Regions from separate parts of the Homo sapiens genome. Here regions 1, 3 and 4 are each linked to region 2. Evidence: read pairs that join two places in POLR2A ChIA-PET (ENCODE). Cell type or tissue: GM12878. All regions are shown on one strand. Region 1 overlaps TRD-AS1 (TRD antisense RNA 1). Region 2 holds the start of TRD-AS1 (TRD antisense RNA 1). Region 3 has its middle 26 kb from the start of LINC02332. Region 4 has its middle 20 kb from the start of LINC02332.

Region 1 (5,000 bases), 98 kb before region 2:
AAGTAATACCATTCTCTTTATTCATTCCAATGAGCTAATTTTACATGAGCAAGAAAGCACTGGAGAGGTACAGACCCATGGGATATTTGCCTAGCCTAAGTGAGTCTCAGATGGAAATAAATATGAAAAGCGTTAGCATGGGACCTGTGAGAAATTGATTCTTACATCTGGCCTCCAAAGGGTCAAGCCACAAATAAGTGACCTTTGACATGCCCCTTCTCTAGTTCAGCCTGGAGCTGCCCACATTTCCCAGTGGTGCCCAGTCAACTCATTCTCCTGATGCAGGATCATCAGAGAGAATCTGGAGTAATGGCAGCTGCGGGTAAGGGGCTGCCAAATAATAGTGGAACAAAGATCTCTTCCAAGTTTCTATTTCCTCCGAATAGCTCAAATACTTCAACAGTCCAGGTCCCCCTAAAGACTGCATTTTCTTAGCTGCATTCTCTCTAGTTGTGATGAGTGTCTCAAAAAGGAACACCTCTCCTCCTGAGTTTATGATAGTTTATGACCTGCCACTTCATTTCCAGCAGTGTGTCCCAGTTCCTCTTGCAATCCACAAAGGACACTTTTTCTTTCAGTAGCCTGGTGTGAGCTCTTGCCTCTCAGGATTAGCTGTGATCTTACTGCTGGGGTGGGAGCACACTTAGCCACAGGGCCCAAAAGAACTACTGTCACTGAAAAGAGCACTTTCCTGTATTTGAGGGCTCTTCCTCTCTTCTGGTACACCCGGGGAAAAACCTGGCAGAGTCCACCCACAGTCTTTGAGGATTAATTCTGTAAGAACTTCTTACACTGAAGGGAATCCTCCTCCAGGGGATGATTCTGCTCTGTGCTTCTGAGCTCTGATGGCAATCACATCAACATCGCCAGGGACTGTGGCAGAAGAGGAACATCACCCACTGGAAACCGGGGCAAGTTGCTCCTCTGTAGTTCCAGGAAATGGCCAGAGGCACAGCTCTGCTGTTCCAATTTGCAGTTTTCTCTAACATCAAAAATAAAATGTGATTTGCATTTGAAATTTTACAGAATTCCTCATTTTAGGTCAAGACTGGCCTTACCCATAGGTTAGTGACTTATGTGGTAGGATTTAACACACACACACACATACACACACAAATATTATCCATAAAAAGAATTATATTCCCACCAACCTGCTGTGGCATTCATCAGTGACCCTTTGAAGTTCAGCCATTGAAGGGGCAGGTTAAAATGCAAATTTGTTTCTTGGAGAGGTAGCACATAGAGCTATTATCAACTGTCAATGCTCCGGTATTGCTGGAATGTCAGACTAAGAAGTTTGGGTTAAAAATTAACATATCAGTAAGTGAAGACTGGCTTTATATATTACATATTTAATTTATAAAAATGGTGACATTAAAAGGTGGCACCAAAATGTAAATAGAATCAAGATCACTTTGGATAAATTAACGCATGACACAAGCCTTTGACATGTTATTAATGGAAATGAGTTTGGGGGATCTAATTTAGCCTTTGAGATTAGTGTCAACAAAGAAAGGTATCTCCTCTGGTGCCCATGGCAGAAGCAGAACATTAGTACAATTCACCATAGATCAGTTTCACTTTGTAATTCAGTGTAAGTGGTTTATATGATAGAGAGGGCAGGAAGATCTGGTTTTGACTCTGTCTCTACTACTTACAAGATGCGTGAAGCTGCTCAAGTCACTTAAGCAAGGTGAGCCTCAGGTTCTTCATCTACAAAAGTGGGATGTAGAAAAGAAGAGTAAATGTAAAATTCCTGTTCAGTAGTTGTCTATTAAAGAATCTCTCCTTCCTTCCTCTATTCACATCCATCAGGGAGAGGAGTAGGCTGATGGTGCCAGCTAAGGACCTCGGCACTCCTAGACCTATTCCTGAACCATTAATGGCTCTGAATTTGGGACAGGAATGTTACTCTCATGGTTAATTCCTTGCTCACTTGTCTGCTGGTGCTTGTTCACAATGTCAAAGATATGGCAACTTCATGGGAAGGCAGGTTTAACTTTTTGGTGTTTTTGCACTAGCCTGTATATCTGTCTACCTTTCATATGAGAACCACCTTGCTGATTCAGACTGGAAGCTTCAAGAGAGAAGTTTCTTTCCATTTAATGCACTGGGGATGGTGCTCAACAGAGAACCACACTCAAATCGGGGCTAAATAATATGGCAATATCATGGTTACAAAAGAAACACCTCCCTTTCTCACCAAATCACTGAATCCCTTATTCTATAAAAATGAAATTGAACTGCAAACATCACCACCATGACAAGAGGATTTAGGCACACTGATCAACTGATTAAATTCTATTTGTCATCCAGAGTGATCCTGGAGGCCTTCAGAGCCTGGAGGAAACCTCTCTGTGACTCTACTCACATCTTTACACACGGAAAATCCAATTAGGCTGAGTATCTACAGCAGCTTCCAGAAGTAAACTGATTGCAGAAGGGCAGCCTGCTGCCTGAGGACTGCAGGGGACGAGGAAGGGGTGGGCCACCTGGAAGGGACCTCTGCCTTCTCAGCACCTAGAGTTGGTTTCCAGATGATCACATAGTTTAACCCTTTTCTTTTATAGACAAGGAAATTGAGGCCCAGAAAGGTTAACAGTCTTGCCCAAGACCTAAGATTAGAAGGCAGAGTTGGGGTTGAGAATTGCTTATGTGAGACTCAGACCCAAAGCAGACGACCATATTTTCAAATTCAGTGAAAACTGGAAAACTCGTATGGGCCTACCCAGCCTGGAAAATCCCCATGTATTACCAATACATAGTAAACGAATCAAAGATTGAAAAGTTTACTTGAAAACCAATCAGAAGTCCTCTCCCACATGCAAAAATCCCACCCTAATAGAACACTCATCACCCGTCAGACTGTCTTAACACTTCTTCCTTTTTCTTTCTTTGCAAACCCCTTTGAGCCTGTGCCAGAAGTGACGGTGTCTGCCACCCTCTCTGCAGTCAGTCCTGACCAGTTCTCTGGGGTTTACACCTGTCCTCTGGCCACTCGTCTGCTGCACTTCCTGCATCTGCTTGTTTCACCTTGGCCCCAGCTTTACCTGAGGGGTGCTTGGCCTGTGCCTTGAGTTCCAGGGCCTATGTTTACTTCAAAAATATTAATGTCAATTCCTTCAACTTGTTCCAAAGACAACAGAGCCTCTCACAAGCAGGCAAGCCCTGCCACTTGTTACGTAGTTGAGGCTGACGAGCCTGCAGGTCCCAGCCAACTTTATCACCTCCCTCTTCTGAGGGGTGGAAGTCCCCAACATCTCAGGGTCCCCTGAGAGTATGGGGATTCCCACATCGGCAAGTACCTGCTTCAGAGAAGCCCATGAGAAACTGGCCCAGAGCAAGCGGGTCCACCCTCCCATTGTGGGAAAGTGAAGGGCAGAAGGAGTCTGGCTGGAGGTCACTCCTGCCACTGATCTTCCTCACTCGGGTCCAGCCTGTCAGAGGATAAAGCACAGTGGTGGGTGGGGGTATCTGGCTCTCCCCCACCCTCCTTCTCAGGGGTTCAGTAGTCCCTGGGAACAAGATTCAGCTCAGGAATTTCTGGGATGCTGGTCAGTTCTGGCCCTAAGGACACTGGGAGTGACAGCGGGCTGCTAAGGATGTGACAGTGACTGGGCTGTTCCCTTCACATGACTACCAGGGCAAGCCCTGGCCAAATCCCAGCACCTGCTGAAAGTTGAAGCTGACCACTGGAGTGATTAGATTCATGACATGTGGTGGAGGCCTGGGGAGTGGAGCTACTGGGAAAGGACACAGCTAAGGAATCTCCTCCCTCCCAGCATTGCTTGACCCTTTCACAAAGACAGTGGTAGGTAGAGGAAGAAGGAGAATTGGCCTACTCCTTCCTTTTCGCTGTATATGGTCATAGAAATTGTCAGAACTTTATATCTAGATTCAAGTTCTATCTCTAGCACAATTAGCTCTAAAACTTTGCGAACGTTACTTAACCTCCTAGGTCCTCTTTGTTCATAAAACGAGAACGTAATACATACCTTGGTTGGCTGTGAAAGTTATATGAGTCAGTGTTGTGGGGAAGTTGAAGGCATGCAGTAGATGCACAAGGAAAATTAAATTCCGTTCCCCAGTTCCTGGCTTGCAAGTTGGGGGTTAAACTCAGTTAAGCTCAGAGAAGACATGACATGACGGGGGATCAAGGGAGATGTGGGAAGCTCACGGGCTGTGGTTCCCACTGATCCACATTAGACTCCAAATGACAACACCCTCACAATCCCATGAAATTGAGCAGAATTTCTCTTCTTTCTTGTGATGTTTCCAGAAATGAAGAGAGAGGGAAGGAAGACACAGACTCTGATCTTTGGCTTCACTTTGGTTCCAAGACCTGGAGCTGATAGTGTATGGAGGGTTGCCTGTTTGTCCAGGCACTATGAATAAGACCAAGGTAATCCAGCCCAACTCTACGACACAGCTAAGCCAACAAGCAGCTGGATCTTGTGTCTCAGCACTCACAGAAATGTATAAATCATCTGATACCAACTGCTCCCCGGAAGCCTCTGTCTCCAGAATATAAATGTCCAACTACAGGACTGGCAAAGAAACCAAGCCCTGGGCAATGCCTACTATGGACCCTTATTTCTTGTGGTTTGCTAAGAAAAAAGTAGGCCCAAGGGAGAGGAGGGGGAAAACCAGGAGGGTCTAAAGTTCTTCTGACTGAAAGAAAAGACCACATCAGAGAGAAAGAAAGGAATCAGTTAAGTAATAAAAGGTTGTGAGTTGATTTATCATTCAACTAAACAAATTATCTTCCTACACAAACATTCTGAGGATTAAGTGAACAATATAATACTTTTCTGAGCTCTTTTTGATCAAATGCTTTGCTGTTAAAGGTTATATTCCTAGGGAGTTGATACTGAAGCTTCTTGTTCCTTGTCAGTAAACACAAGGAGAGGCCAACCCTCTGTAAATTTAAATTACATAAAACCTTTCCCCAAACTGTCTGGTCTCCTAACAGCCCCTTTTCACTGAACTCTGTGGTTATG
Region 2 (5,000 bases):
GTCTAGAGGGAATGTCCCTGATGCTCTAGTCTCTAAGGTTGCTAAGATAATCGCTAAAGAACTGCGCTCTCAGCAAGTAAAGCCAGGGGTTGGTCAACAGGACCACGGTGACCCAGTTACATATTCTTAATCCTTACAACATCATCAAGCAGTTGCTGTTTTCCCCACTTTACAAGTGAGGAAACTGAGGTGTAGCAAGTTAGGAAACTTGTCCTGAGTTTTAAACTCAAGCCTACCTGCCCCAAAGCCTGAGCTCTTTTAAATTAACTGCAACTGCTGACCAGTTAGATTAACTAATTACTTAATTAATAAGATAACAACCTAACAGGCTGTAAGGTAAAAAAGTAATCAGATTTGTTCTATAGGTCCCCTCCCTTTTCGGGAATAGCTATACAATTGTATAATTTTATGCTTCCCCTGGGAGAGTGGGTGGAGCCCTGGCTCCCAGCCCATGATGGAAGGGTCTTGGCAGTATTTGTAAAGCAGTCTGTGGGGGTGTAACTCAGGGCGGATCTGAAAAGCTGGTCTTTGGAAAGGGAACGAAACTGACAGTAAACCCATGTAAGTCTGAATAATGCTTCCAAATTTCTCCCTGGAACCCTGATTTCCAAATTTTCCATTCTGTTTTATAACCCAGGTCCAAACCACAGCAGTCCCATTAATGGATTCCAGTGCAAAACAACTGCTGGTGTATTCCTACTACACGCAGGTCTCTGTTGTTTGCCCTCATGTGCTATTTTATCTAATAGCTGAGAATGACAGTACCAATGGAGCACTGAGTTAAGGAGTCAGACTGTTCGAAGGCTTCATTCTTCGTTATAATTGGTGAGATTTTCCATGGGACTAAGAGAAAATTGATTAACTCTCTGAGCCTCTATTTTCCTCCTCTGTAGAATGGGGGAGGCAGTTCCTGTTCCCATTTTACCACAGCCGGCGTGCTGTGAGGGGATGTTGGTACATTTCCAATAAGGGGACAATGAGTGTGAAGAGAAAGGAAGGCCCCAGGTGGTCCGTAAACTCTTCCACCAGTCCCACACTATAAACAGCTGGTTTTATCAGGGGGATTCTTGGATGACAAGTAAGCACTTAAGTAAATATCAAGGGGAGTCTGGGCAACTGAGTTTTTGTAGATCCTCGTGTCATTGTGTTATACTGGAGCCAATAGTAAGCTGACATTTGGAAAAGGAATAACTCTGAGTGTTAGACCAGGTATGTTTTAATGAATGTTATTTGTTTCCAAACATAAGCCACCATCCTTAGAAATTCAGTGAAAGATAACCGAATCTCCTGCCCAGTTATTAGCATCTTTCACCATGGGTCTTTCTGGAGAAAATGACAATGTGGGCAGCCCCTGACTGCAGCCCCTTTGGGACTGTTTCTTTAACACCTTTAAGTACTTGGGAATGTTCAGTGTGTTTTTGTTAATGTTGGAGATATGTGTCTGACAAATGGAATCTGAATTGAAGTTTTAGTGTGTAGGGGCAGAAAGCATTTAGAAAGGACAAAAGAAGGACAGATTAGACTAAAATACATACCAATGGCTGGGAGTATGCAATGCAACCCAATCCAAAAGGAAACAGTGAGATGTAGCCTGCTGATTAAACAACTGAGCCAGCACTCCGTGTCAGCTGACTTGTCTTCCCAAAGCTTCCATGTTGGTGCAATTAGGAAAAGAATTGTCTAATCCCCATAACTCAAAATCTTGGAGCCAAGCTAAATTGGGTAAAGCCGTGTAAGATTTTCTGGTACTGACACTGACTACAAGCTGATATTTAGGGAAAAGTTAAGATTGAAAGCAAATATTCAAATTAGTCAGAAAGACCACGAACTTCTGAAAACAAGCCCCAGGGTGCTGTTAACTGCTGCATTTCTAATTGGGTCCTCATGGAACATTTTCATCTCTGCCTTGTCTGAGCTTTCTGCACCAGAGAAGCCCCTTTTGATACCCACTCACTTCTGAGTCCCTCATTGAAAAGGTGGCAACTAAGCTTAGAGAAGGATTCCCTAATCCAAATGCAATACTTGGGGGAATATTTTGAGTATTGCTCCACCATTCTCAAAACAAACCTAATTTCAGTTAACTTGAATGTAGCTGAAATTTTGTTCCATGAGGGAATCTCTGCTTTCTATGATAATGCAAGCTCATTTCAAACAATTGTTTGGGATTTAACTTTTGCTCATAATTCCCAAAAGATACCAACTATTCAATGAGTATCTTAAAATAAAACTACTTTTATGACCAAATTATTATCCCCATTAGAATGGCTAGAATCAGAATGTCCTAGTATGTATTATGTGAACCCCATGCGACCTTCCTAAAGTTTCTTATGCCTAAAACAGCATAAGAGAGAAAAGCATTTCCACGCTAACCTGTGTGTTCACTGGTTAACAAAGGTCTAAAGAGCAGGTGAGTCAGCTGCTCCATTTCCAAACTGGACTGGACATTTACAGTCCTGCAGATACTAAAAATGATAATCAGGAAAAGCACACACAATTCTACTTTTTCTTATAATTCCCATCTTTCCCAAAGAACTGTTATAAATTCTCTCCCAAAGGTGTTATATTCATCCTTCTTTTGTTGCCTCTATTTGTGATGTGTACTGAGGTGAAATATTTGTTGAGATTCAAAAACCCCATGAGATTTAACTTAAGCTTTCCCTGTCAGAGAGATTCTAAGAGCTAAAAGATGGGAAGCTGGTATTTGGGAACTAGATTAAAAAGAAAATCCAAATTAATCCCAAGGAGCAAGGCTCAATAGATAGTTATTTAGACATAACATGTCCACCCTGCAAGCCTAGTTGCTCAGTTGACTGGGCTGCCCCTATCTTAGTCTTGCCTGGAAGAGAAATAAGTTGTTTGCCCCATACCTGTCTTGAGAAATGTCAGCCTCCAGACCTGAAAGCTTCTTGTGATTTGGTTTATTTCTGTAGAGTTTATTATTATACACAGTGTTCTTGAAGTAATAGAGAAGTGCATTAGAAGCTCCTGCAAATGGAAATGAAATGTAAATTTAGATTGTAAATACATGACTGCGGTAAATAGATAGCAAGAAAAAGGATGAAGAGATTAGAAATTTGCCACATTTCTCTAACCCTAAAGGGATGTTTCTATAAATAGTTTAAAACTGTTGAAGACGAAGGGGGAGGAGGAAGGAGAACAGAGGCAAACAGATTTTCTCCTAATCCTTTCCATTTGGCAAAATTAGAAATGGTTTTTCAATTAAATTTCCCTGAGCAGAGGAAGAAACCATGTCTGTTTCCACACTAAAATTCCTGTGGGTGGGAGTCTCTAGAGTTGATTTGGAGGATGGATCCCTGTTAGTGACAAGTGCTGGTAATGCTCCTGTTGGGGAAAGGGGATGAGTACAAAAATAAATCCAAGTAAGTGTGGAGGGACAAGAAGATCTCACAGTGCAGGATTTCCCCTGGATTTTCTGCATTGCCTTTTCACCTTTCCTGTCTTAGCACGACAAATTAGGTCCCAGATGAGCAGGCCCTCGCATTCAAACCGGAAATTTTAAGGAGGAAGCCAGATTAACTTTACTCGGGAGACCTAGTAGACTCTGACTTTAAAGATTCTTTTAATCCAGCTGTTTTTAGGGAGAGCTCTGTAAAAGATGAAAGAAATGTTTTAAAAAAAAATTAAAATTCTGTGGGGTGAAAACAAAGATGTTAAATATTTGATTGGCAAGGCAACTGGAAAATCTGGACCATGTCTACAACTGCTAAAGGAGGCTTTGTGAAAGAGAAAATGAGCAGCCCAAGGAGATCCTGTCCTAAACTTCTCTGGCCAGTGAAATTCGGGCCATTCTCTGCCACAGCCCTGGACTGCTAGGAGGGCAGATCATATGTCTTCCTCAGTGGGGAGAGGTGGGCCCTCGCTGGCAGTTTCTGTAAAGCCTCGTGCTGTGGTGTAATTCAGGGAGCCCAGAAGCTGGTATTTGGCCAAGGAACCAGGCTGACTATCAACCCAAGTAAGTATGACAGGGTGAAGCTACATGCAGCTGAGTACAGTCTTTTCCTTTCTAGACCGTGTCCTGCAAGCTCTCCTTGAGGGACGTATACTCATTTTGCATTGTCCTTTGTAGAGAAGCAGACCAGGAAAGACAGGAAAGCCCTCAAATTTCCACTTTTAAACACCTCCCTGTAAAAACTGTCTCGCTTCCCTCCCCTTCTACAATCAGTTTCTAGTAAATCAGAATCCGGTGAATTGATATGCAATTTCAACGAAAAAAAAAGCAGAGAAATAGTTACCCCAACAAGTGCAAAAAGTAGAAACTATCTGAGTACCAGCCAAGGGAAGATAATTAGGAAAGAAAAAAAAAGAAAGAAATGGATTACTGGAACCATGATGGCAGCTTAGTCACAAAGAAAATGATAAAAAAAAATTAAAATTAAATTTCAAAAACTTTAAAGATATATACATATATATATATCTATATATATATGATATATTGTCCTCTGGAACTCCAGCACTCACCTACAGCAGCTGCATTCTGGACTTATTATCAAATAACCTATAAACCTGTAGCTTAATGAAGAGTTGAGCAATCGTGACTATATTGACCCCCAGGACCCTTCTGCAAAGAGCAGCTTCTGTTCCTGTTTCTGTAAAGCCTTCTGTGGCTGTGAGAATAGTGGAGGTAGCAACTATAAACTGACATTTGGAAAAGGAACTCTCTTAACCGTGAATCCAAGTAAGTTTGAAGGGAGTGGGGGAAGGGGGAATTCAAACACTTCTGATTTAATTACTTGCCCCTCCAAAACATTCCAGCTTAGGTTCCAAATCTAATGTTTGTGCTGGGGGGATATGGTGCCCATCAGAGGGATTAGAACTCCACTGTACAAAGACTAAATTACTTTCAGCCCAAAACATTCCTATCATTCATCTTAAACAAGATTATTGGTGCAAGGAGAAAAACTGAATACAGAATCCTGAGGGATCCAGCTAAGGGTCAGGAAATGTTTGCCGAAAAGATAAAGAGGAAATTGGCATATCGT
Region 3 (5,000 bases), 51 kb after region 2:
GCCCCCTGCAACCTCAGTGCCCTCCATGGCCAGGGCCAAAGCTTCCAGGTGCCCAGATAACATCCCAAAGTCACTCTGAGAGAAGAGAGAAAATCGGTCTTACTTTACCTTTTCTAACCAGGAATTTACATGGTTAGTTTTACATCTAACACTTCAGCAGGGAGAAGACATGATCTAAGTGTCCATGTGGACACTCTGTGTGACTCGGATCCAGGATCTGCTCTTTCAGCCCCTCCATTTATCGCAAAAGGGATGATGATTAATTCCTCCATGCCTAGACTTCACTTTAGACATCACCTCAGAGAGGCCTGTCTTACCCAGCCAATCTAACAAGCCATCAAACACAGCCACTGCCTGGCTGCTCTCTACCCTGTTATTTAGCCTGATTTTAATTCACACACTTTCATCACTTAACATTATACTATCTGTGTATTTATTGTTTGCCTTCTTCTAGACCGTAGACACCAGGAGGACGGGGACAGTGTCTAAGTGGCTCTCACCGTATCCCTAGTGCCGGCACAATGTCTTTACACATCGGAGGTGTTCAGTGAACAGTTACTGAGTGAATAAAGGACTTAGCACCAACTGCCGCTCTTTTTCATGAAATTACAGAGCTTTGCTATTTCATACCCAAATACTAAAACCTACTGAGATTTTTGCAAATTTCCATCATTTATAGTTATATCCAAGGTGGATTTGAGTGAGCAGGTACATGAGGTATTTGCAGGGCCTCATTTCACTGTGCCAACCAGGCAGGAACTGCTCTGATCTTTGGGAAGGGAACCACCTTATCAGTGAGTTCCAGTAAGTACCTGATAATTATTGATCATAGTGCTTGTACTTATCCTGTAGTCATATATTGCACAGGTGACCAAATGCCTCCTATTTCTTTGAGTTAAGGAATATTGACATTTGATGAGGAAAGCCATTTAAACACATGGGAAAATTGGATGTTGTCTCTCACCCCTAATACTCCAACCATAGCCCCTGTCCTATTCCATGCTCTTAAAAAAATTTTAATTGATAGAAGAAAGAAAGATTATCTACAAGGATATGAGCAATTTGCTAAACAGTGGTAAAACGAGATTATGTACAGGTGTTGATTCCTAGGTAAAAATGGGGGTCAGAGCTGCTATCCTTTGGCTAGTAAAACAAGATTACTTGGTGAAATTATGTAAATCTCCTCGAAAGAAATAAGTTTCAGAGTTGTCTAGAGAATATCACTTGGACTGTTCTCAGGCTTTCCACTACATCTATTGTACCACTATGGTGCCCTGAAAAGAGGCTTTCTCAGGCTTAATTCCATGGCTTAGTCTTTATTCCAGTATCAAAAAGGGGGAATCCCAGCCAGAGCTCCCATGAGGGAGGATAGCTGCATGCTAACCACATTAATCTATTATCAAGGTAACTCGGTCATTTTTGTCAGGCAGCACAGTGCTGTGATTTATAGCACATTCATCTTTGGGAGTGGGACAAGATTATCAGTAAAACCTGGTAAGTAGGCAATATGTCACTAAAGTAGGAGGCTTAATGTGGCTACTGAGACCCACTAAACTTACTGCAGTATTTGGAAGGCCCAAGTGTCAAGAAATTAATGGTTTATGCAGACTTAAGTGGATTCCAATGAAGGAAGAAATGTTAAAGTAATGGCACAGAGGATAGAAGAGCTAGCTGTGAAAAAAAATAGCCATGTGGATGAACCAAACGCAACAGACTGAAAGAGCCTAGAGAGTTGATCCTAAAGAAAAAGGCAGAAAGTCTGGCTGAGCACTTCCAGTTCTGCTGACCTGGCTTGATTAGTGAATCTGGGCCACAGTATCTTTATCTATAAAATGAAAACATTTAATATCACCTCAGATTTTTTGTTTTAATTTTGTGGGTACATAATAGGTGTATATATTTATTTTAAAGATAAGCTAATATATGTGAAAGTATTTTGTAAATTCTTAAATGCTATCCACATGTAAAATATTATTTGTTTATAGAACAAAAAAAAACTATGTCAGATTTAGAATTCTTTTAACATGAGAATTTGTAGGTTCTTAGTGAAATAGCCATTTACATGTGATCTGTAGCCCTAGGCATTGGTAAAAAGCACTTTCTCTTCTACTGAAATATAGTGGCTCAAATGCTACCCAAATGAAAAGGGCAGGGGAAGGGAAGTCATTTTGTAAAGGCAGGCATTACAGTGTGAATTCTGGGGGTTACCAGAAAGTTACCTTTGGAACTGGAACAAAGCTCCAAGTCATCCCAAGTGAGTCCAATTTCCTATGCTTTCCTCTTCCTTGTGTTGTCTTCTCTCAGACCGTAACATTTGGAGCACATAAAGAGATATTATGGGCCTGCTCTTTTCTGGCTGTTTCAGGAGACTGAAAAGGATTGTATAAGAACATCCTTTAGCATGTTCTTAGTATTGTTTTGTCCAGTGTGTGTTTCTTCTTAATATCAAAAAAAACTAAGACATTGCCTGTGAAGCCAATGGAAAACAGTAGATTTGCAAAGAAAAGAACTAAAGAGAAGACAAGTGGTACTTTTTACCAAGCTTAAAGCAGAGTGGGTGTCCTTTAATCAGAGGGATGCTTGGTTCTGGGGGCTGGATAGGACTCAGGTAAGTAACAAGGCTACCACTGAGTCACTGAGCTTCTAAAATGAGTTGACTCGGGGGAGCAGGAAGCTGCCACTCATGATGATCTGAATGCTATTCCGTGAAGTTTCAGATTGATTGAAGTTAAAATTAGGGGTGACACTATGTCAGGAATCTAAAAATTGATAACTGTAATGGAAATGAAAGAAGGGCTAGCTACATCTGTTGGATAAATGGAGTTGAAAATCATGAATTTGATGGCGACAGACCCAGAGAGTTGGGCAGGTAGAAACTTCATTTCAAGTGATATGCAGTAAATACCCCAAATTTGAGTCAAATGGCCTGTGTAAAAAGGAAGTGAAAATGTAACCCGTATCTCCTTGTAGGTGAAAAGGCCATATCTCTAGGTCTTAGGTATGAAAAGGATGTGTGGGCTTCTGGGTGTTTTTGACTGACTAAGAAACACTGTGGGATGGATAGCAGCTATAAATTGATCTTCGGGAGTGGGACCAGACTGCTGGTCAGGCCTGGTAAGTAAGGTGTCAGAGAGGCAACAGAAAGATTGAGGGTAAAATGTCTTCATGTCTCAGGAAATGATTGTATAATGCAAAATGAGCTGGAGTTTTTTAGGAGCACTGTTACTAGAGTTCTGATGTCTGGTTCTAGCAAAAGAACCCTAATATAGCTGTAATCCCTCTCTAGAAGGAACAAGGAAGAGGATTCTTCTCTGAAAGCTCCTCCTAAGATTTATCCATCCTCTGCCAAAGTGTCTTGTGGATCCAGGATACTTACATCTTTGTTAGCAGTGCTGGCCCAACCTGCTCAGCCTCAGATCACCTATCCCTCATTTGTAAAATGAGGATAATATTTAAGCTCATGGCACAGTTGAAGCCCAAATGAGGTAGTGGAATATATGCAGATTATTAATCCATTTGGCTCATAAATGAAGGTTTTCTTTCCTTTTCCCTAAGTAGATCATGGGTTGAAATACCTAACACTGCAAATCATTTTTGTATGGGGATTTGCTATAGTGTGAATTCAGGATACAGCACCCTCACCTTTGGGAAGGGGACTATGCTTCTAGTCTCTCCAGGTACATGTTGACCCCATCCCACCCATGTTTTCCCCCTATCTGGTTTAAGGCTTCCATATGTATTGCGTGTTATCCTCATGGATTTCATCATCCTTGTTTTATTATCAATGTTCTGTGAATTTAAGATTGAGCCTCCATGGACTCTTCATTTAAAAATGAAAATAGCTAATAGAAGAGTTGGAAATAACAGTAGAACTAATTCACTAGGTCAGGATGGAGAAGGGAGTAATACCCTAGACAATTAGGACAAACGTGGTTTTTCCAGAAATAGACTCACTTCCTGTTTAAAGCCTAGACTGTGGTCTCTCCCCGGGCACCCTTCACATTCCTCTAACCCTCCATATCCCAAATTTAGCTGTGGAATCTTAGACAATCTGTGACCTATGCAGCTACAGAAATCTTTTCTTACTGAGAATATCTGCCTATTTGAACCAAAAGATCCTTGAGAATAGACAGTCTCTAATATTCCATGAAGTGTCTGATATGGTCCTTTTACAAAAGTAAATACTTGATAAATTCTTGCTTAATTGAAGTTAAACACCCAAAGAAATCAGGTTTCCAGGCCAAAGGGAAGAAGAAAATTAAGCAAATGACACAGTACATTTGAGCGTGTAGTGGGGAGGAAGAAATGCTAGATTGGGATTCAAATAGAGCCATGTTTTGGTCTCTGCTGCCAACTAGCAATGTAACTTAGACCAGATCTCTTGCCTCTAAGCCTCAGTTTCTTTATCTGTAAATGGGGAAGTGGGTCCAATGGCCTCTCTGGCCTCTTAGTACAAAAAGTCTATGAATGTATCCCATTTGGGGCACTTTTTTCTCCTAGGAGTAACTCAATAGCTATTTTAAAGCTTGAGTGTTTTCTAACTCATTAGAGCACATCAAGAAGAGGGGTGAAGTGACAAAAGGGAGTTTATTGTGAGGCATCAAACACTGTGATACTCACGGGAGGAGGAAACAAACTCACCTTTGGGACAGGCACTCAGCTAAAAGTGGAACTCAGTAAGTATGAGATTCTATGGTAATTACAAAATGTATTCTGGTGACAATAAGTGGAAGAAAAGGTGATGTAATTTTTGTCATTGTATCTTATTTTTAATCTATTACTGAAGCATTAAGAATTGTGACATCCAGATAAATTAGTGAAAGTATTCAAAGGCTATATAAGCATGCTTTCGTTAGGGTGGAATTTAGCTAACCACTAAGACTTTTTCCAAGATATGAGATTTTCAGCTCTCTTCAACGTGAGAGTTTTTAATACTAGTATTAAGCTAAACGATGCTCAATGGAAGAAAAGAGCTAGAAGAGCAGAAAATTGCACCGTCA
Region 4 (5,000 bases), 57 kb after region 2:
GGGAAATCTTGACATGGATGCCCCAAGTGTCTAAAGAGTTCTCCTCCCCTTTCAATGACAAAACAAAGTACAGAGTTGCTGGGAGCATTTACCCCAATAGGGAGAAAAGAGAGGGGAGCTGGCTGCAGCCACTCCCTTGTTCTGACTGTCCCTTTCCTTCGCTGTTTCTTGTATTTTCCCCAGGCAGACCAGCCACCAATATAACTGATCTACAAGAGCCTGACTCCTTTGTGAGTTATAGAGAAATGCAGGGTGAAGGCACTTTGCACATAGAACTTTAGCTCTGAGAGACAGCCTCAAAATATCTAGTTCACCCCTCTTTATTTTCCCAATAAGGAAATTAAGACCCAGAGAGGTTGGCTGAATTGTCTAAGGTCAGTGCGAACTAGGGCTGGGACTAGAACCTGGAGATCCTGGTCCTGGGGCCATATTCTGTGACTGCTGTTTGGTGAACTAAACTTCTGATAGGTAGGAAGTGTGAGTTATGCTCATAAACAGGAAAAACAAATAGGTTTTACAAGGGGAGTATAAAAATGTCCTCCTTATTACTAGCACCTTAGTATAGGCTCCCTAGACCTGCTCCCCAGCTGTGGTGTAAAAATGGAAGGAGAAGGAAATGGCCCATTTTGTCGCAGTGCAAATCACTGTGGGAAATACTGGAGGCTTCAAAACTATCTTTGGAGCAGGAACAAGACTATTTGTTAAAGCAAGTAAGTTCCATGAAATAACCTGATTTATATTACAGTTGAAGAACATCTGTTTTCATTGATTTTTTTCTTTTTAGGGGGAAGGGGACATAGTTTTGTCTGCCAGTTAAATTAGAAGATACATTGGCAATAATAATGTTGCACTGTACAGTATCCATGGGCATCACTCTTGCAAGAAACATGTATAATAACAAACAGTTAAGTGTGGATGGATAAAACTTCCCTAGGTCCTATCTAGAACTGAAACTCTGTAATTATATTAATAACTTTTTTAACTTGAATATTAGTGACATTTTTATATAACCCAAGGTATACAAAGCAGAATCTTCAGTTGGGTTCTATCTGATTTGTTGTCATCTTCCAATGGTCTTAGGAAAATTAAGGTTAAATAGTAAGATTAGATGCCTCCTACCACTTTGGTACATGCATGCAGACATAGAAACACCCTTAGTAACTAACTTGCATGTGACTTGGCAATCCTAGGCTATGGCCCAGTGACAGGGTCCCATTTTGTACAGAGTTATGTCAGAGTGTGAACACAGGCTTTCAGAAACTTGTATTTGGAACTGGCACCTGACTTCTGGTCAGTCCAAGTAAGTCAAATCTGCAGAAATGTGTAGCCCTATCCTCAATATTGGGCATATATGGATATAATTATTCTGGTCTATAATAGATTATTATTACTACTATTTTGTTCTTATTAATCATAACAATGCTGCTAATTTCAAATATACATTTTCTGCCATATTATTATTTTTACCTTTAAGGAGAATTATTGTCAAGATATCAGGAGGGAAATATTTGAATTTCCTTTGAGTCAAGTTTCTTATTTGTTCGTCAGTTCCCACCTCTCTGCTGAGGGTCATATGAACCTCACGATGTTTTGGTTTTTATACCGCCTTCTTATTATCTCTCTTAGAAATGCTTCCTTGGTTTTTCCTTGCCTAAGCACTTAGATTTTGCAGCTCACATTTACCCAGAGTATACTTAGCTTTTAACCTCTCCCAAAACTGGCCTCCCTGTCCCAATAATTATGCACAGTAAAAGTCAGTTCAATTCAGTAAATGATTATTGAGTATCATCAACAAACCAGGGAATCATCATTGGTTTTAAAAGAAAGAAACAAAGAAAAGAATTTTTAAAACCCTAAGCTATCTTAGGCTTCTGATCTCAAGAACTTCCAGTCTTATCAGAGAAACTAAGCACTCATAATAAAAAGTCTAACAACAATTTATATGTGTATGTGCCAAGATAGGGGGGTGGGTTTCCTGAGGGCTGGAGACAGGACAGGTATGACCATGCACAGCCGCATTCTTTGGCAGAGAACACACATGATTCCCCCAAATATGTTTCTGGAAACGGAATTGAGTCTGTTCTGTGCTGAGATCTTTGACTTTCTTGAGGACAAAAGCCCCCTTGGCAGTTAGCATCCTTGAGCGGGGGTGAGGACAGAAACAGGAATGAGTCAGGCGTGAGTCACCCAAGACTCTCACTCAGCCCCAAGAGGATGGAGTGACTCTGAGTCATGCCGAGGCATGTCTTTAGCATGTGCTCCAGCACAGTGTGCATTTATGGCAAGGTGAAAAATACATTTTTGCACATGTCACTAGGAAAATGGTACCTTCTTCTCAGGCATGGCAGATGAAGTAGGAAAATGCCCGCCTGCTCTCTGGTATCTTTAGAAATACTCACACCCATCCAGCCTATGTAGGATACAATGTTTTTCATGAAGTTTTATGAAGATTCTGTTTTTCCCAAAGGAGAAATAGCCAAAGCTGTGTTTATTGATAGCTGTGATGAGGAAAATGAAGGCCAACAGGTAGCAGTGGGGTCTGGTGCTGTTTATACCCTTTAGGGAGGTTCCTTCAAGTCTTCATACCACCCATTACAAGGAAAACTTTAGCATCCGCCTTTCAGGGTTTCCAGATCTTAGAGCTACTGTGAAGGGGATGTGTCTTCAGAGAAGGGGTGGGCAAAACCAGGAGGTTTTTGTAATACACTTACACAGTGTGACTATGGGAACAACAGACTCGCTTTTGGGAAGGGGAACCAAGTGGTGGTCATACCAAGTAAGTGAGCTGGGATCCTCCTGCACAAATGGCCACAGCCACCCCCATCCCTACCCTGTGCTGGAGAGCCTCTTATCATATTTCCATGGGAGCGGGGGAAGGACATGCCATTCATCAGTGCTATATCGAAGAACCTTAGGCGGCCACTGTCCCAAATCTTTGCCTGTCCCTGGTTTCTTTCACTCTCCCCTTCTCTGCATCTCCACTGACCACACTCCCATTCTCATGTAAGCTGCCCCTGATCTTCCCTGAGGCTGGATTTCAGATTGAACAAAGGACCACAAAAGTGAGAGCTGGAGGGGACCGTGGGGACATCTTGCTCATGTTGCAGAGGGACCTGATGCCAGGGTCTAGCATCTGTCCAAGACCGTGCTGATGGTCAGTGCACAGCAGTGGAGGGGCCCCAGCCCTTTACTCCCACCCTGAGTTTGGTGGAGCCACACAGCTCTTTGCTAAGTGACCCTCAAACCCAGTGTGAGATAAGCTGAGTGTTGACAGTGCCCACCTGCTAGGGAACCAAGTACTGAGTTCCTGCCCCAGCTCAGGACTGTGGCGCAGGCCATGACCTCCCTGAGCCTCAGTTTTCATATCTCTGAAGTAGACAGCATGGTCTCTGTTTCCTCCCATCTTTCAAAAATTCTATGGAAATTATTGTGACTTTTTTCTCTGTAATTGTAGGGTTTCACAGAGGCAGGGCCTTGTCTGAGTCAAGGTCATTAGAAATAAAGGAATCCAAGGGCTTTGGATGCCTTGGCCTAATTCTAGGTGGTAAAGAGGGAAGGATGAAAGCACAAATCACAGGAAGTGCCTAAATCCTGCTTGGATTTAGTGTTGCCTCAAACAGGGATATGCAGAAATCCAACCCCAGGGTCTCCCATAGGAAGAAGACTAGGAGTGGGAAGTGCCAAAGAGCTCTGGAAAGGAAAAGAGAACAAGGAGCACTCTGAGAAAAGGAGGTCAGAACAGCTTCAGGAAAAACGTCACATAAAATTTCCTTTGCTCTCTGTCCTCGCAGCACTTTCAGAAGCTCCTTGCATCTGACTAAAGAGTAGCAGAGCCAGACCCTCAGAATGTCTGCCCCAAGCAAGCAGAGTGTGGTGTTTGTATTGGGGTGCTGGGAGCAGACATGGGGAGTTGCTGCCCTGCTTCTCTGCTGATGGGAAGGTGGTATTTTCCCCTGGGTACACGGGGGCCAAAGAGCTCTCCAGTCCCCAGCCCCTGGCTCCCGCCCCTGGGCTCCAGCACTCGGGGGCTCTAAGGACAGCAGTAGGAGACTTTCTACAACTCAGAGAGTATTCAGGAGGGTTTCCCAGGATGTTGCCCAATACCATGGGGCAATTGGTAGAGGGAGGTCACATGAAACAGGTTTTATCAAAGGCTGTCCTCACTGTGTGCATCAGGAGGAAGCTACATACCTACATTTGGAAGAGGAACCAGCCTTATTGTTCATCCGTGTAAGTATTATAGAAATGATCAAGGGAAATTTTGCAGACAGATTATATTATGGAAGGATACTGTAGTAGTGAGAGTTTGTGTTGTGATCTATTCCATCATTAAAGGAGTCCTTTGTTGCCTGGGAGTAACTATCAGTGTCAGGTCTGATGAGATGATTGAGGCTGTGCCGGACAAGGGTTTTGCACAATGATTTCAGAGGACAAATCCCCAAGTTGTGAAAAAAGACTTCACTCTTGGTTAGGTTTCTAAAACAGAACTTTCTTCTTGGCAACCAAGGGGTCTACTCTGCCCCCTCACTCCTATGTCTCTTCCACCTGAGACTCTGTCACCACCTCCCCTAGAATCCGTGAGATACCTTCCCCTGAATTAGAGCATACCAGCCAGGGTGCTGAGGCACTCTGTGGTACTGGAATGGATGGTACAGGGATGCGTTTCTGGGCTTCTGGCTGCAAGAAGCCTCATCCTTTCCCCCAGTGTAAAGCATTGCTGGGAATCATCCCATTATGAGCTACTATTTACTGAATGCCTGACACGTACCAGTGGCCATTCTCTTGTCTTTTATGTAATCCTCATTCAGTGATTACACACATCCTAATAATAGGTAGCCGATATTTTGCCCATTTTACAGGTGAGGAAACAGAGGCTTGGGATAAGTAACTTATCCAAGATTATATAGCCACGAATGACAGAGCTAGAGTTTAACTCAAATCTGTTTGACTCTAGGGCCTTGTTATTAACCGTGCCACCACCATGCCTCCTGCATTCTGTG

The links. Peaks named below come from ENCODE experiments on the same cell type or tissue, not always from the same donor. Only the 100,000 strongest peaks of a DNase experiment are listed, where the experiment ranks them.
Region 1: POLR2A ChIA-PET joins it to region 2 with 24 read pairs; 4 of 35 experiments call an interaction of 5 or more read pairs at or near these places.
Region 3: POLR2A ChIA-PET joins it to region 2 with 11 read pairs; 9 of 35 experiments call an interaction of 5 or more read pairs at or near these places.
Region 4: POLR2A ChIA-PET joins it to region 2 with 14 read pairs; 9 of 35 experiments call an interaction of 5 or more read pairs at or near these places.

The regions. Positions count from the first base shown.
Region 1 is chr14:22,380,693-22,385,692 of GRCh38, forward strand. TRD-AS1 (TRD antisense RNA 1) reads right to left here. Exons shown (of 5, transcript NR_148361.1): 3 at 1,659-1,713; 4 at 1,152-1,288; 5 at 1-982. It also overlaps TRA. Among named protein-coding and RNA genes, the nearest start is that of TRD-AS1, 100 kb to the right of the region's middle. RefSeq lists an enhancer at 2,962-3,671. In GM12878, no CTCF peak of the experiment used is centred here; DNase peaks (open chromatin) are centred at 1,678, 3,119, 3,987 and 4,649; H3K4me3 peaks cover 978 bases; H3K27ac peaks cover 3,449 bases.
Region 2 is chr14:22,478,374-22,483,373 of GRCh38, forward strand. TRD-AS1 (TRD antisense RNA 1) reads right to left here and starts at 4,586. Exons shown (of 5, transcript NR_148361.1): 1 at 4,480-4,586; 2 at 2,868-2,985. It also overlaps TRA, TRAJ57, TRAJ56, the pseudogene TRAJ55, TRAJ54 and TRAJ53. In GM12878, no CTCF peak of the experiment used is centred here; no DNase peak of the experiment used is centred here; H3K4me3 peaks cover 4,283 bases; H3K27ac peaks cover 5,000 bases.
Region 3 is chr14:22,528,885-22,533,884 of GRCh38, forward strand. It overlaps TRA, TRAJ15, TRAJ14, TRAJ13, TRAJ12 and TRAJ11, and 1 more gene. Among named protein-coding and RNA genes, the nearest start is that of LINC02332, 26 kb to the right of the region's middle. RefSeq lists a silencer at 4,242-4,291. In GM12878, no CTCF peak of the experiment used is centred here; a DNase peak (open chromatin) is centred at 2,977; H3K4me3 peaks cover 2,759 bases; H3K27ac peaks cover 4,569 bases.
Region 4 is chr14:22,534,905-22,539,904 of GRCh38, forward strand. It overlaps TRA, TRAJ9, TRAJ8, TRAJ7 and TRAJ6. Among named protein-coding and RNA genes, the nearest start is that of LINC02332, 20 kb to the right of the region's middle. RefSeq lists an enhancer at 1,973-2,442. In GM12878, no CTCF peak of the experiment used is centred here; a DNase peak (open chromatin) is centred at 2,177; H3K4me3 peaks cover 1,322 bases; H3K27ac peaks cover 4,746 bases.